Linked DNA regions of Homo sapiens: region 2 is linked to region 1. A link is a contact called in ENCODE Hi-C or POLR2A ChIA-PET data. All regions are on one chromosome and are shown on one strand. Each heading gives the region's core, a stretch centred on a gene start or an enhancer-like site at or near the end of the contact. The rest is flanking DNA. Distances are from core to core; before and after follow the strand shown.

Region 1 (6,673 bases), core at 1,741-4,240:
AAAGAAGAAGAAGAAAAGAAATAGACCATCCTAGGTTGGATGGGGAGCAAGAGCAACGGGACAGAGGCAGGAATGGCCACAATCATTTTGGGGAGCAGGCAGGCTAGCCTGGCTAGAGTACCAGAAGAAGACAAGTAGGAAAAGGCATTTGTGGAATGCCTTGAATCTCCAGGCCCAGACCCAGAGAACAGAAAATGGGGTTCAGAAATCAGAATCCACATCCTAGAGCCTAGAAACCAAAGCCTAGAACTCAGAAAGCAGGGGCAAAGTTCAGGACCCAGTCTTGTCTAGGGCAGTCCCATTAGCTGCTGTAACAGGATGCCTTGGGGACTCCAAACTCAAGGGGCATGATCTTATTGGGAAACAAAGTGGACTCTTCTAATTGGCTTAGTCCAGGAAACCAGAGATCTGACCCAAGCACAGGAGCAACTTGGGTCTGCCTGAGACTTGCCCTCCAGGACTGGCATGAGCAGCTGTCTTGGGTCCTCCCAAATCACAGCCTGAAGCCTGGCATTATCTGCAGCCCAGCAAGCACCCTGAGCTGGAACAGGTGTTGCCTACCAATATACACCTTCACACCCCTCAATCCTCCCTTTTATTCTCTAATACAGGTGGGATCTGAGATTTTAGGCTAGACCCAGCTGGGGCAGGCCTCTGGAGGGTGGAGCCATGGTGCCTGCAGCAGTGCCAAACGAGCCAGCGTGTAGGCGTTACTGCGCCGGCCTGTCGCGGGGCGCAAGCCTGCCAAGGAGCCGGAGCGCTGTGCCGCGTGGAGGGTGTCAGGGGTGGTATTGTCGGCGCACAAATGCTCAACTTTATGTACTTTTAACTAGAGGTGTAACAGATGGCCCCGTTTCTGTCCAAGCCAGGGAGACTGGTGCCCATTCCGGCTGCAGCCAATCAATCCCGTCACTCTGGGGGGAGCTACAAGCTGGGCTGGGAGGCCTGGAGCCAGCAATTGCGCAAGGCTGTCTGCTCAGGCTGGCCCAGTGCAGCCTCCGCCAGCCGCTCAGCCATCGGCCTGGGGAGGTAGGAGGTCAGGCAAGTGGCAGCCATGCCTGGAGCCTGGTCAGAGGCCTACCTGGGAGGGAGAGCCTGAAACCACTCATCAGACCCCACATGGCCAATGAGTACATCAAGGTGCCAACTCACTCCACTGTGTCCTCATTCTCCTGTGGTCCTTGCTCAGGACCTAACTCCCAGATCTCTAGCTTCAAGAAGCTTTGGATCTATAGCCCTGTAGTGTCCTGTGTTATGGACAGCAGACATTGCTCAGGACTGGGGGTGGGTAGTGATGCCATTGAGAAATAGTCACAGGACTGTGAAAGGCTTCAAGAAATGCCCAAGACAGCCTAAGAAGAAGAGAAAACAGCAGGAGCCAGGGATCCCAGAGCTGAGAGAAACTGTGGATTAATCTATTATTATATTTGTACAGTCAACAAACACTTAGTGAAAGCCTACTGTGAGCTAAGACTTTTATTAAGCACTGAGGACACAATGATGAATAAGACACAATTCCTGTCCTTGAGACCTTTTTGGGGGAAGACAGACAAGTACACGGGTAATTGGAGCAATGAACTGGGGCCCATAAAATCTCCAAAAAGACTGCGGAAGCACAGAAGAAGAGCATTTAACTGCCTGAGAGATCCAAGGAAGATTCCAGTAGGGGGCTGGTTCTGAGCTGGGTTTTAAAAGACAGGTAGGAGTTTTCATGGGAGGTGAGGGCGAAGGGCATCGGAAAGGGAAGGGATGGCATGAGCAAAGACATGGTAAGAAAACATGGTGAAGGGAAGTGTCTGAAAAGATGTGAGTGGAACTGGGGTCTGGGATTTGGGAGAAGGAGTGGAGGGGATGAGGCTGGGCAGGGGAGGGGGCAGGCCTAACCCTGTTTCAGCAGGCTGGCAACCTGACCCAGCAGGTGTCTTCCCCCAGTTGGCCCTTCTGTCACCTTCTGCCCCTTATCCTGGTGCCACAGGGAAGGAAAGTCCTAGCAGGGTGTAGGCAAGTGGTCCAGAGTGCTCCAGTCCTGGCCTGCCTTCTGTCCTGCGTTGAGGGACAGGGCTGTCAACGAACTCTCCCCTAACCGTCTACCCAATGGACTTCTGAGTCTCCTAAAAACAGCATTTCTGTAGGCTCCCCACAAAGGCTTTGGAACCTTATTCATTCATTCATTCTTTTATTTACCAAGCATTGGGCATCAGCTGTCTTCAACGCCCAGGCAGGATACTGAGGTAGACAGACTATTGTGCTGGACTTCGAGAAGCTCAAGTCCAGACATGAGAGGAAGACAGGGGTCTGGGCAGGGGTCCTTCTGTTTGCAAGAAACAGAGGTTCACTTGAGTAATCACAAGAAAAAGGAAGGCCTTTTGTATTGAAAAACACGGCTTGTCATTGGAACTGGGCCCAGAAAGCACGCAGGGACCAAAGAAGCTCTGGGGACCAACTTCTCTCTCCTGGTCAGGTGGAAGGGAACCCCACAGGGTCTCTTTCTTCTTTATCTCTTTCTTCATTATTATTAATGAAATTAATAATTATTATCATAATAAGTGGAGGAAGAATAATTGTTAACAAATTCTGAGCCAGATCTATTGATTTCCATGCTTATCTCCATTAATCCTCTTTAGAACACCGTGCAGTTAGTTAATATCATTACCCCCATTTTACATATGAGAACACCGAGGCTCAAGGAGGTTAGGTAAGCTGCTCCAGGTTCAAGCCAGGAAGTGGCAGAGTAAGGATTCTCACTCAGGTCAGCCTCCCAAGCTCCAGCTCATAACTGCTTCTGACCCCCGTGCAGCACCGAGAGCTTCCTGGGTTTCCTCATAATTTCTCATAACCGTGACTTGCATTTGACCAGCCGGCCTCTCTGAGTCTCTCTCTACATCACCTCTGCTAACTGCTCTAGTCTCTCAGTATTTCATAGTTCAAATTCCCAGGAGAGGAAATCGGATTGGCCCAGCTCATCTTTTAACGCCAGGACACATTGTAAACAGCTGCCCAGCCAAAGAGCTGGCTGGGAGTGGAGCCATGTGCAGTCACCAATCAGCATCTTTGAAAGAGCAAAGCACAGAAATAATACAGTAAGGAGGAAATGCGAATGGTTACAGGAAGAAATGTGAGGTGCAAAAAGAGGATGAGAGGAGGCTTCATGGAGGATAGTTTGTGGTTTGAGTCTCGAAATAAGAATAGGATTTGAGGGGCAGAGTTGGAGCCAAGGAGTTTCTGAAGGAGGAAACAGCATGAACACAGGCACAAGAGTAGGATTGCATGAGTCATGTTCAAAGGCCTCTGTATAAACTAGGAGAGAGAGGTAGAACAGAGCTGGAAAGGTGGGACTAGAATGCCAGCACAAGGAGTCTGAACTGAATTCAGTGGGGGTCATGGAAGGTCTCTGAGCTGGAGAGGGATGTGATCAGGCACATGCTTTAGTTCGGATAACCATATGCCCAAGGTAGTTCCAGTTTATGCCTGCTGTTCCTCTGACATTGTTTTTTTATTTTAAATTATTATTATTTTACAGATCCTCCTTTCACTCCTCCTGGTTTGAATACTAAAGTATATGGTCACCCTAGCTTTAGGGGCTATGGGCTGTTGCTATGGTAGGAATAGCATGAGTGGGACATAGCATGAGTGGGACAAGATTGGAGGCAGGAGGGTCATGGATGAGGGTATTGCCACAGTTCAGGTAAGGAAGGGCAGAACCAGAGCAGGCAGAGAGGACAGAACACAAAGGGGCGTGGGCAAGAGCTGAGGCTAGTGGAAAGTTGGCCAGACCTGGTGGGTGAATGGGCTTGGGAAATAAGGAAGGAGAAGGGTGAAGTCCAATGACTCCTAGGTGTTAAACTTGATTGTTCTTTGTTCGTTTGTTTGTGTGTTTGTTCGTTTGTTTGTTTAAATACAGACAGGGTCTCACTATGTTGCCCAGGCTGATCTCAAACTCCTGGGCTCAAGCAATCCTCCTCCCTCAGCCTCCCAAAGTGCTGGGATGACAGGCATGAGCCACCATGGCTGGCCAGGCTTGATTGTTTGAAAGCAGGTGGAAGTCTGGAGGCAGGGCTTGTTAGGGTTAGGGGATAGAGATCATGATTATGTTTACGATGAGTCTGAGGTGCTCCAGGGACGTTCACTCACACATGCCCAACAGGAAGTTGGACATTCCAGAGTGGAAGTCAGAAGCTGTCAGTTAGAGATTCTTCCAAGCAGATAGCTCGTTGAAACCAGGGAAGTGATGAGCTTGCTGGAGAGAGGGAATGGTAGTTCAAGACTGGAAACAGAATCCTGGGAGATCCCTATATTTAGGAAGTTGGAGGAAGGAAAGAAGTCAGAGGAGACTAAAAAGGAGTGGTTGGGAAGTAGGGAGGAAATGAAGGGGAGTGAGTGGCTTGGAGATCATGGCAGTTTTGGGTTTTTTGTGTTTTTGTTTTTGTTTTTGAGACACAGTTTTGCTCTGTTGCCCAGGCTGGAGTGCAGTGGTGCGATCTTGGCTCACTGCAACCTCCGCCTCCCAGGTTCAAGCAATTCTTCTGCCTCAGCCTCCTGAGTAGCTGGGATTACAGGTGCACACCACCATATCTGGCTAATTTTTGTATTATTAGTAGAGACGGGGTTTCACCATGTTGGCCAGGCTGGTCTCAAACTCCTGACTTCAAGTGATCCGCCCACCTCAATCTCCCAAATAGAAGTTTTTTAGGAGGGAATTAGTATCAAATTGTGCAGATCAATCAGTGAGGAAGACAGAGTAATAGGCCAGTGGGTGGTTATTTGGAGGTCGCAGACGACTGTAAGAGACTACAGTGTGGTGGGGATATTGAATGAAGAGTTGAATGGCAAAGAACTAGAGGTGATTACGGCGATTACTCATTCAAAAAGTCCAGGAGAGGCCGGGTGTGGTGGCTCATGCCTGTAGTCCCAGCACTTTGGGAGGCCAAGGCGGAAGGATCACTTGAGTTCAGGAGTTGGAGACCAGCCTGGGCAACATGGTGAAACCCCGTCTCTACCAAAAATACAAAAAATTAGCCAGGCATGGTGGCATGTGCCTGTAGTCCCAGCTACTTGGGAGGCTGAGGCACAAGAATCACTTGAGCCTAGGAGGTGGAGGCTGCAGTGAGCCCAGATGGCACCATTGCACTCCAGCCTGGGCGACAGAGAGAGACCCTGCCTGAAAAAGTTAAAATTGAAATTAAAAAATAAATAAATAAAAACAAAAAGTCCAGGAGAAAGGAGGGAGGGAGAACCAAGAGTGACAAGGTATAGGAGAAGATGCTTGATGGAGAAAGTTCTGGAAAGGCACCCGAGATGTTGAGTCTTTGGTAAGAAGAAGGAACTCTTCCTCCTCAGAGACAGGAGAGAAGAAAGGATAAGTGATGATCCAGGGAGATTCTGAGGTGGACTGGCAGGTTTGGGGACAAGTAGAGTGGGGCACATTGTTTGAAGAATGGGCTCCATATTTTTGGTCAAGTAAGAGGGACAGTCCTCTAAGAGAGGAGAGCAGGGAGTTGAAAGCTCATGGAGGAAGCCTGTAGTGGTTGTGGAATTGTAACAGGGAGTCACTTACAGATGCAGAGAAAGTGTTTTCCACATGGTGACAAGGAATTAGTTGAGGCAGCATGAATGAGTCAGTTTTTTCACCTGCTCTAGAGTGCCCAGGAATGGGAGCCAGAAAAGTAATTGATGGTGTTGCTTAGGGCTGGAGCAGGGTGGGCAGGATGGAAGCAAGCACAGGGTTGAAGTGGCTGATACAGAACCAGGGTAAGAAGGGAGAAAGTAAAGCCAGAATGGGGGTGAGGGACTGGGAGAAAGCAGACAGTTTCAGGGACTACAGAGCAAGTCAACAGGAATGAATGAGGTGAGAAGATAAGGGATTGGGCTCAAATAAGAGAAGTTCAGATCCTGAAATTCTGGAGTTTCCAAGGAGTGAAGGGAGTGAGGGTCATGCCAATTAGTGGCTGGACAGGAAGTGAAAGATCCTGTCCAGAATAGCTCAAGACCTTCAGGTCTTCAGTAACCCCATGCTGGGGGGCAAAGGAGGCTGGCTGGGGTGGCTGGGCATGAAGCCAATCTCAGCATCCCTAGTGACATTCGGGTTTGATTTCCTTTGTATTCATGCACGTGGTATATGTCCCTTTATTAAACACAAAGAACATTCAAATAATTAAAATAATGGCCCGTAATCCTACTCCTCAGAAATTACCAATGGTAATATGTTGTTGAATACTCTCCCAGATCTTGATACAGGTATCCTTTCTAATCAAGGCACTGGCAGACTTGGTGTTGTGTGAGGGCCCTTTGTCTTTCTTTGTTTCTTTCTTTCTTTCTTTCTTTTATTTATTAATTTTTTTGAGACAGTGTCGCTCTATTGCCCAGGCTGGAGTGCAGTGGCACAATCTCAGCTCACTGCAACCTCTGTCTCCTGGGTTCAAGTGATTCTCGTGCCTCGGCCTCTTGAGTAGCTGGGATTACAGGTGCCTGCCACCATGCCCGGCTAATTTTTGTATTTTTAGTAGAGACGGGGTTTCACCATGTTGGCCAGGCTGGTCTCAAACTCCTGACCTCAAGTGATCTGCCCACCTCGGCCTCCCAAAGTGCTGGGGTTACAGGCATGAGCCACTGTGCCTGGGAGGGGCCTTTTCTCGGAGATGGAGGCTTCTAGCTGTGTCTTCACATGGAGGAAGGG
Region 2 (6,617 bases), core at 817-3,316, 48 kb after region 1:
ATAACCACCTACTAATAATAATAGTTGCCGACCACTTCAAAGTGGGTGGCCATTCACTTGCCCAGCTCTCCCCAACCCACTTCCTACCTGTCCCCAGGCTGTGGGTCTCTCGGGACGTGTGACGTGTATGGCTGTGTGCTGTGTATTTTTGCCTCCTCAGGAAAAACTCCAAAGTGACTGCTTGCCCTGGGCTCATCTATAATCTGGGGCATTGATCGGGGCCCATTGATAGCTGATTGTTTTCACACGTGACTCGGTCACATTCCTCTAATCTCCATCCTTCTGCTCAGTTTGCATGACAAGAAGTGGCCTCGGTGGAGAGAGGTCGCTCACCTCTGACCAGGATATAATTGGAAAAAGAAGGTCATTGCCTCCTTTGCTTCTAGGGCAGATCAGCTTCGTTCCATTTGTGTCACGAGCTCTTGCCAGCACACACTCTCAATGACATGGAGACAATGGCTGTGCCCCACAATGGAGCCCACAGAGATGTGCTCGATACAACACAAACACACCCCAGGATCCGCACTCACTCTCATCAGGACAGGCATGTACGACAACACACACACAATAGGTGCTCTCAGTAAACGCTGATGATAACACCAGTGATACACGGGATGATGCATACCCAGTGACATCCGCACACAGAGGATACATAAAAAGATGCATAAAGCAATGCTTACCCAGTGGTGCAGGTACCCAGCAACATACACATGCAGCGACACACAGACACATCCATGAGGGCAAATAGCCCAGGCCGAGCTACCACATCCAACATGAAAAAATATGTGACATTTTTCAGTGTACCCACTTGGCAGGTAGCCCATTATATCTTGTACTATTATTGATCTGCTTGGAGCCAAAGCTGACAGTGCCCCACTCCTGGTCTCCCCATGTTCCCATTCCCAGTGCCGCACCTCCAGGCAGTTTCTTCAGGTAATGCTCATGTGGGACTCTGTATCAGCGTTATCTGGGGGAGCTCTGACACCGGGCATGCTTCCAGGAAGCCCTGCCTCTACATACAAGCTTCTTACAATGCATGCGTGCGGGTAAACACGCTTATGTTAAAAATCTCCCTCAAGTAATTCTGCTATCCTGCCAGGTCGAGAACACTGAGCCGTCACCACCAGGCTCCCCTCTCCAGGGTGGCTAAACTTGCCATTGAGGGTGTTGGGCTGTATTTTATTTTCTCAGTTTGGGAAGGGATGAGGCCCCAGAACTGAAAAAAGGACAGTCAATGGCCAGGAACCGAATGAGTTAAAACCGGGCCCTATAGCCTTCATCCCTGGTGACTCTGGCTGGCCTCGTTAGCGCCCGCGCAGCACGCACAGAAGGACCCTTCGCGCAGGATGTCCCGGAGACTCGTCCACGCTCCCTAGCCGGGCTGCGAAGGCCCAGATCTCCCAGCGCCTCCATGCCGCGTCGGCCGCGGCCTTGGGGGTCTTCCGGGGACAGTGGCCAGCCCTGGGCCGGTGACCTAGCCTTTGGGCGCTTCCCCGGGGCTCTAGGGTCCCAGGGCGCCAGGGCCAACACCAGGAAAGCCAGAAGGTTCCTTCCTTTGGGGCAGGAGTTGGGGGGAGTCGCCGTACGCCCACCCTGCCACGCGGGAGGCCTCCGGGAGAGGGCAGAGGGCGCCGGGCAGGGACCAATCATCGGCGGCGACCGGTCACTCGCGCCCCAGCGAGGAGACCCTGAGATCCGCGGGGAGAGCACAGGGTCGCGCCGCCCCCTGGCGGCTCAATGACAGAGTTGAGGCCCGGCGGCTGGCGACTGCGGCGTCTGGCAGCTCCAGGAAAGGATCCCCCTTGTGAAGAAACGCCCCTACGAAGACTGTCCTGTCCTGTCCCTGCCCTCCCGCTCCCGCTCGCCTTCTCTCCCCTTCTTTATTTTCTCTCTTCCTCCTCCCCCCACCTCTTCCACTCTTCCTGCCCTTCCCCCCTCCCCGTCCTCACTCCCTCTCCCACCCCCATTCCTTTCTCTCGTCCTTCGCCCACCGCCTCCCGCCCCCGCGGGGCAGCGCCTCGGTGCACCCGCTTGGCAGTTAGCCCATTAGATCTCGTACTATTGATCCGCTTCTGAGCAAAAGCTGACAGCACCCCCTCCCGGGCTCCCCACGTTCCCATTCCCCGCGCCCCCCTCCAGGCAGTCCTGGCCTGCGCCTCCTCCCGCCCCCCACGCGGGCCGCGCCGAAGTCTCGCCCTCACGAAGGACGAGAACAAATGTAATTAAAGCGACCGGCGAGGGGGGTGTGCCCCCACCAACGCAGGCACGAGCGAGGGTCCCAGCGGCCGGCGCCCGGCCTGCCACCTCCCTCCCCCTCGTCCCCGCCCCCTGGAGCGGGAGCATTTGGGTTGAGCTGCGCCTGTCCTATAAATCCACATATAATTCTCCTCTTTCCTGTTCAGCTAAGGAAAATAAACGTGTAAGGCTGTTTCTGGGAGCCCAGCTCAGGGACCGCTCTAAATTCTCCTCTTATTGAGTAGGGGCTGGAAATCATTCAGCTCGGCGGCGCGCCCCAGAACCACCCCCTACCCCCGCTCCGGCCCGCGGCCGCGCCCGCGCCCGCCGCGCACACGCACGCGCGCACACGGAAGGCAGGCGCCGGGTATATAAATATCTCCAGCTCTCCCCATAGCCGGGCAGATTTATTCCGCTGCCAAGCCTGCAGAAAATTGACTTGTTCATGGAGGCGGCTATTGACACATCACCGGGGGGAGGGTTAGGGGAGAAAGCAGTGGAGCCGGCGCCCCTCCATTATACGTTAATGTAATCAGCAGTGTGCGAAATGACTGCGCGGAAAATAGCATCACTGACATTTATATTAGAGGATATTGATGGCAGGAGCTGTGACCGCATCACTCTGCCTCCCGTTTCCACGGATTGACACAGGAGCCTCTTGTTGGCTCCATCCACGCTCGCCTCCCCTCCCCCTACCTCTCCCGCCCTCTCTCTGTCTCCACCCACCCTGTGTCTCTCCAGCTCTCCCCCTCTCCGAGGAGGAGATCTCACCCCCACCCTCCCTATACACTCTTTGATCACTCATTTTCCAAATAATTCTTGAGCACCTACTGGGTGCCAGGCGCAAGGGTCTCTCCCTGTGCCTCCTCTCCCTAGGTTTCTCCCTCCCCCTCTCCCCCACCGTGCCCTTGCCCTCTTTGTCCCTCCTCCCCAGCTCTGCCTCTCCCCTCCCCCTGCCTTGGCTCGGTGGCTGGACCGCTGCTGTCACAGCAGATAGATAATTGAAAAATGGGCCTCACCTTTGCAGCCGGCAGGAGTGGTTCAGGCAGTTACCGCCGGGGTTACCTACTCCATCTCAGGCCCAGGCTCCAAAAGAGATTCTGAGGAAATTGGATTTTACATGGATGTTTTATTCGAGCAGAGGCTTTAGTGTATATAAATACAGGCGAGGAGGCCTTGGCGGCAAGGATGAGTGAGGACAGACAATCCCGCCTGGGGCCTCCAGGCTCAGGCGAGGCAGGCGGGCCATGTGCTCAGCTCCCGGTCCCAGACCTGGATATCAGCGCATTCCCCCTCATGATCTGGGACTGAAAGAGGTTAATGCTTCTGAACAGCTCCTCAAAAGCTGCCTTGGGAATAAAAGAGTGTAGTTGTTGAGAACTTGACAGGACAGTATACTGAGAAAAGAAGGAAATATACTGGAGAAGTTTGAGGACTGATTCTTTTTCTTTCTTTTTTTTCTTTTTCTTTTCTTTTCTTTTTTCTTTTTTATTTTTTGAGACAGAGTTTCGCTCTTGTTGTTCAGGCTGGAGTGCAATGGCATGGTGTCAGCTCACTGCAACCTCCGCCTCCCGGGTTCAAGTGATTCTCCTGCCTCAGCCTCCCGAGTAGCTGGGATTACAGGCATGTGCCACCACACTTGGTTAATTTTGTATTTTTAGTAGAGACGGGGTTTCTCCATGTTGATCAGGCTGGTCTGGAACGCCCAACCTCAGGTGATCCGCCCGCTTCAGCCTCCCAAAGTGCTGGGATTACAGGTATGAGTCACAGTGCCCGGCCGAGGACTGATTCTTTCAATAAATATCTATTGAACCTTTAACTTTTGAAGTATTGAGTTTGAGGCACAGGAGTGAGTAAGTTATGGCTGCTGCCTTCAAGAACAGTCTAATAGTTTGGAGAATGACACTGGGGGTTTCCTTTTTTTTTTTTTTTTTTTTTTTTTTCAGAGATGAGGGTCTCACTATGTTGCCCAGGCTGGACTTGAACTCCTGGTCCCAAGCGATCTTCTTGTCTCAGCCTCCCATCTAGGGTTTCTGGTTATGGATAAGGAAAGGGAGAGTGAGAAAGCAGATGCTGAGATTGCTTTTCTAGGGCATGACCAGCTGGGGAGCTTGAATGAAGAGGCAGGAGGGAAAGTGGTCGGATTGGGGCGATAAAGGACCTAACTCTCCAGTCTGCTCTCTGAGCCTGGTTAGCAAAGCATCTAGGGAACTTGGACAATGGTGGACAATGAATCTATAGGCAAGATCACATCCAAAGTGTTTGCAAGGAATCCTGGTGAGATTCTCTGGAGGGCCAAGATGAAGGATCATTGAAGACCAAGGTGAGGCCCTCCAGAGAGACCAGGTAGAAGGTGGGAAGAGGACCTTTGCGGGAGGCCTAAATTGAAGGCACTTGGGCAAATGAGGGGCATCAGAAGACCAGGGAGATGGGATGTGGGTGTGGAGCGGGAGGAGGCAATGCCTGGGGACCTAGGATAAAGATTCTTTTGGCCGGGCATGGTGGCTTACGCCTGTAATCCCAGCACTTTGGGAGGCCGAGGAGAGTGGATCACCTGACATCAGGGGTTCGAGACGAGCCTGGCTTACATGGTGAAACCCCATTTCTACTAAAAATACAACAAATTAGCCAGGCATGGTGGTGCACACCTGTAATCCCAGCTACTCAGGAGGTTGAGGCAGGAGAATCGCTTGAACCTGGGAGGCAGAGGTTGCAGTGAGCTGAGATCGTGCCATTGCAGTCCAGCTTGGGCACAAGACGGAGCGAAACTCCATCTCAAAAGGAAAAAAAAAAAAAAAAGATTCTTCCAGGGCCTGAATGTCCCCTACCCCATAGGAAGGTCTACATTTCATTCCTGGGCAGGGTCTTTTCTGTGCCCTGTTTGATCTCTGATTAGAGTCTATGTGGCTGACAGGTGCAGCGCAAATCATTTCTGTTCCTTGGAAGGAGAGTCATGAGCCATCCCATGATTAAAGGACTGGAATGAAGATGAGCGGACCCAGGCTCAGACTGCTCACTGAAGGGATAGGGGCTTCTTCTGAGCTCACAGCACAGACAACAGCTGCCTTATCCCAGCCATATCGCTGAAAGCTGGACTGTTCCTCCCCCAGAGAAACATTACAAAACCCCCCTTGTCCTCTGCCACATTGTTATACTGTTACATCATCCGCTTTGGGGGCAGGACAGGTGCTGGATAGATGATGGCCATCCCTCCAGCTGCCCCACACACATCCCAGGCACTCCCAGATGGCACACTGGGAACTCCAGTCCAGCTGTAGGATGGGAGTATTCTGCGGTAACTGGACTCCCTCTCAGAACTCTCCCTGTCTGACTGCCATCAGCATCTTCCCTCTCACCTACAGATTTCATTCATCCTGACAGCCCAGTGGAAAGGGAGCCCCTTTCCACCCATCAGGGAGCCAGAACACTCCCACTTACCTTAGTTACCTGTGCCACCTCCTTCCCTTTGCCCTCAGTGAACCACAGGAACTCATGTCCTATCTGTCTCCCAGATCAACTCCTGTATTTGTCTTCCTTTCCTTGTGACTCATTTGAAACATGGATGCAGAGATTCTGGTCTTGCTCCTAGCTTAAGACCCTGCTGTGGTGTTTGTTTCCCTCCAAAATTCATGTTGAAACTGAATCCCCAACGCAATAGCATTAAGAGGTGGGGCCTTTAGGAGATGCTTAGGTCGTGCCCTCACAAACAATATTAGTGCCCTTATAAAAGGGCTTGAGGGAGTTGTTTGCCACTTTTCCCCCTTCTGCCGTGTGAGAATGCAGCAAGAGGTGCCACGTATGAAGCAGAGAGATATCCTTTACCCGACACCAAATCTCCTGGCCCCTTGATCTTGGACTTTCCACCTCCAGAACTGTGAAGAACAAATTCCTATTATTACTATTATTATTATTATTATTATAGAGTCTCACTCTGTAACCCAGGCTGGAGTGCGGCGGCGTAGTCTCAATTCACTGCACCCTCCACCTCCTGGCCTCAATCGATACTTCCACCTCAGCCTCCCAAGCAGCTGGGACTACAGGCACCTGCTACTACACCCAGCTAATTTTTTTGTATTTTTTGTAGAGATGGGGCTTCACCATGTTGCTCAGACTGGCCTCAAATTCCTGGGCTCAAGCAATCCTCCCACCTTGGCCTCCCAAAGTACTGGGATTACAAGCATGAGTCACCATGCCTGGCCTGAATTTCTATTATTTATAAATTACCCAGTGTCAGGTATTTTGTTATGGCTGCAGAAATAGATTAAGACAGACCCCTTGGCTGGGCACGGTGGCTCACACCTGTAATCCCAGCACTTTGGGAGGCCGAGATGGGCAGATCACGAGGTCAGGAGATCAAGACCATCCTGGCTAACACGGTGAAA

What was found. Hi-C counts contacts between places; a loop is a spot of excess contacts on that map. ChIA-PET counts read pairs that join two places held with the same protein, here RNA polymerase II (POLR2A). Pooled maps may share reads with other maps.
Region 2: a loop to region 1 is called in a map of gastrocnemius medialis, with 2.9 times the contacts of the local background. The contact joins two enhancer-like sites. A Hi-C loop is called at or near these places in 4 of 168 maps with a recorded cell type or tissue (PC-3, endothelial cell of hepatic sinusoid, gastrocnemius medialis and 1 more) and 4 of 50 pooled maps. POLR2A ChIA-PET finds 5 or more read pairs at or near these places in 2 of 52 experiments (A673 and HEK293T).

The regions. Positions count from the first base shown.
Region 1 is chr10:101,241,586-101,248,258 of GRCh38, forward strand. No RefSeq gene overlaps it. Among named protein-coding and RNA genes, the nearest start is that of LBX1-AS1, 15 kb to the left of the region's middle. Within about 2 kb of position 2,991, at least 2 of the 41 ENCODE cell types and tissues checked have a DNase peak (open chromatin) inside an H3K27ac peak, as active enhancers do; they include gastrocnemius medialis and psoas muscle, where a contact is called at or near this core.
Region 2 is chr10:101,290,070-101,296,686 of GRCh38, forward strand. No RefSeq gene overlaps it. Among named protein-coding and RNA genes, the nearest start is that of LINC02681, 30 kb to the left of the region's middle. RefSeq lists enhancers at 851-1,390, 1,391-1,930. Within about 2 kb of position 2,067, at least 6 of the 41 ENCODE cell types and tissues checked have a DNase peak (open chromatin) inside an H3K27ac peak, as active enhancers do; they include gastrocnemius medialis and psoas muscle, where a contact is called at or near this core.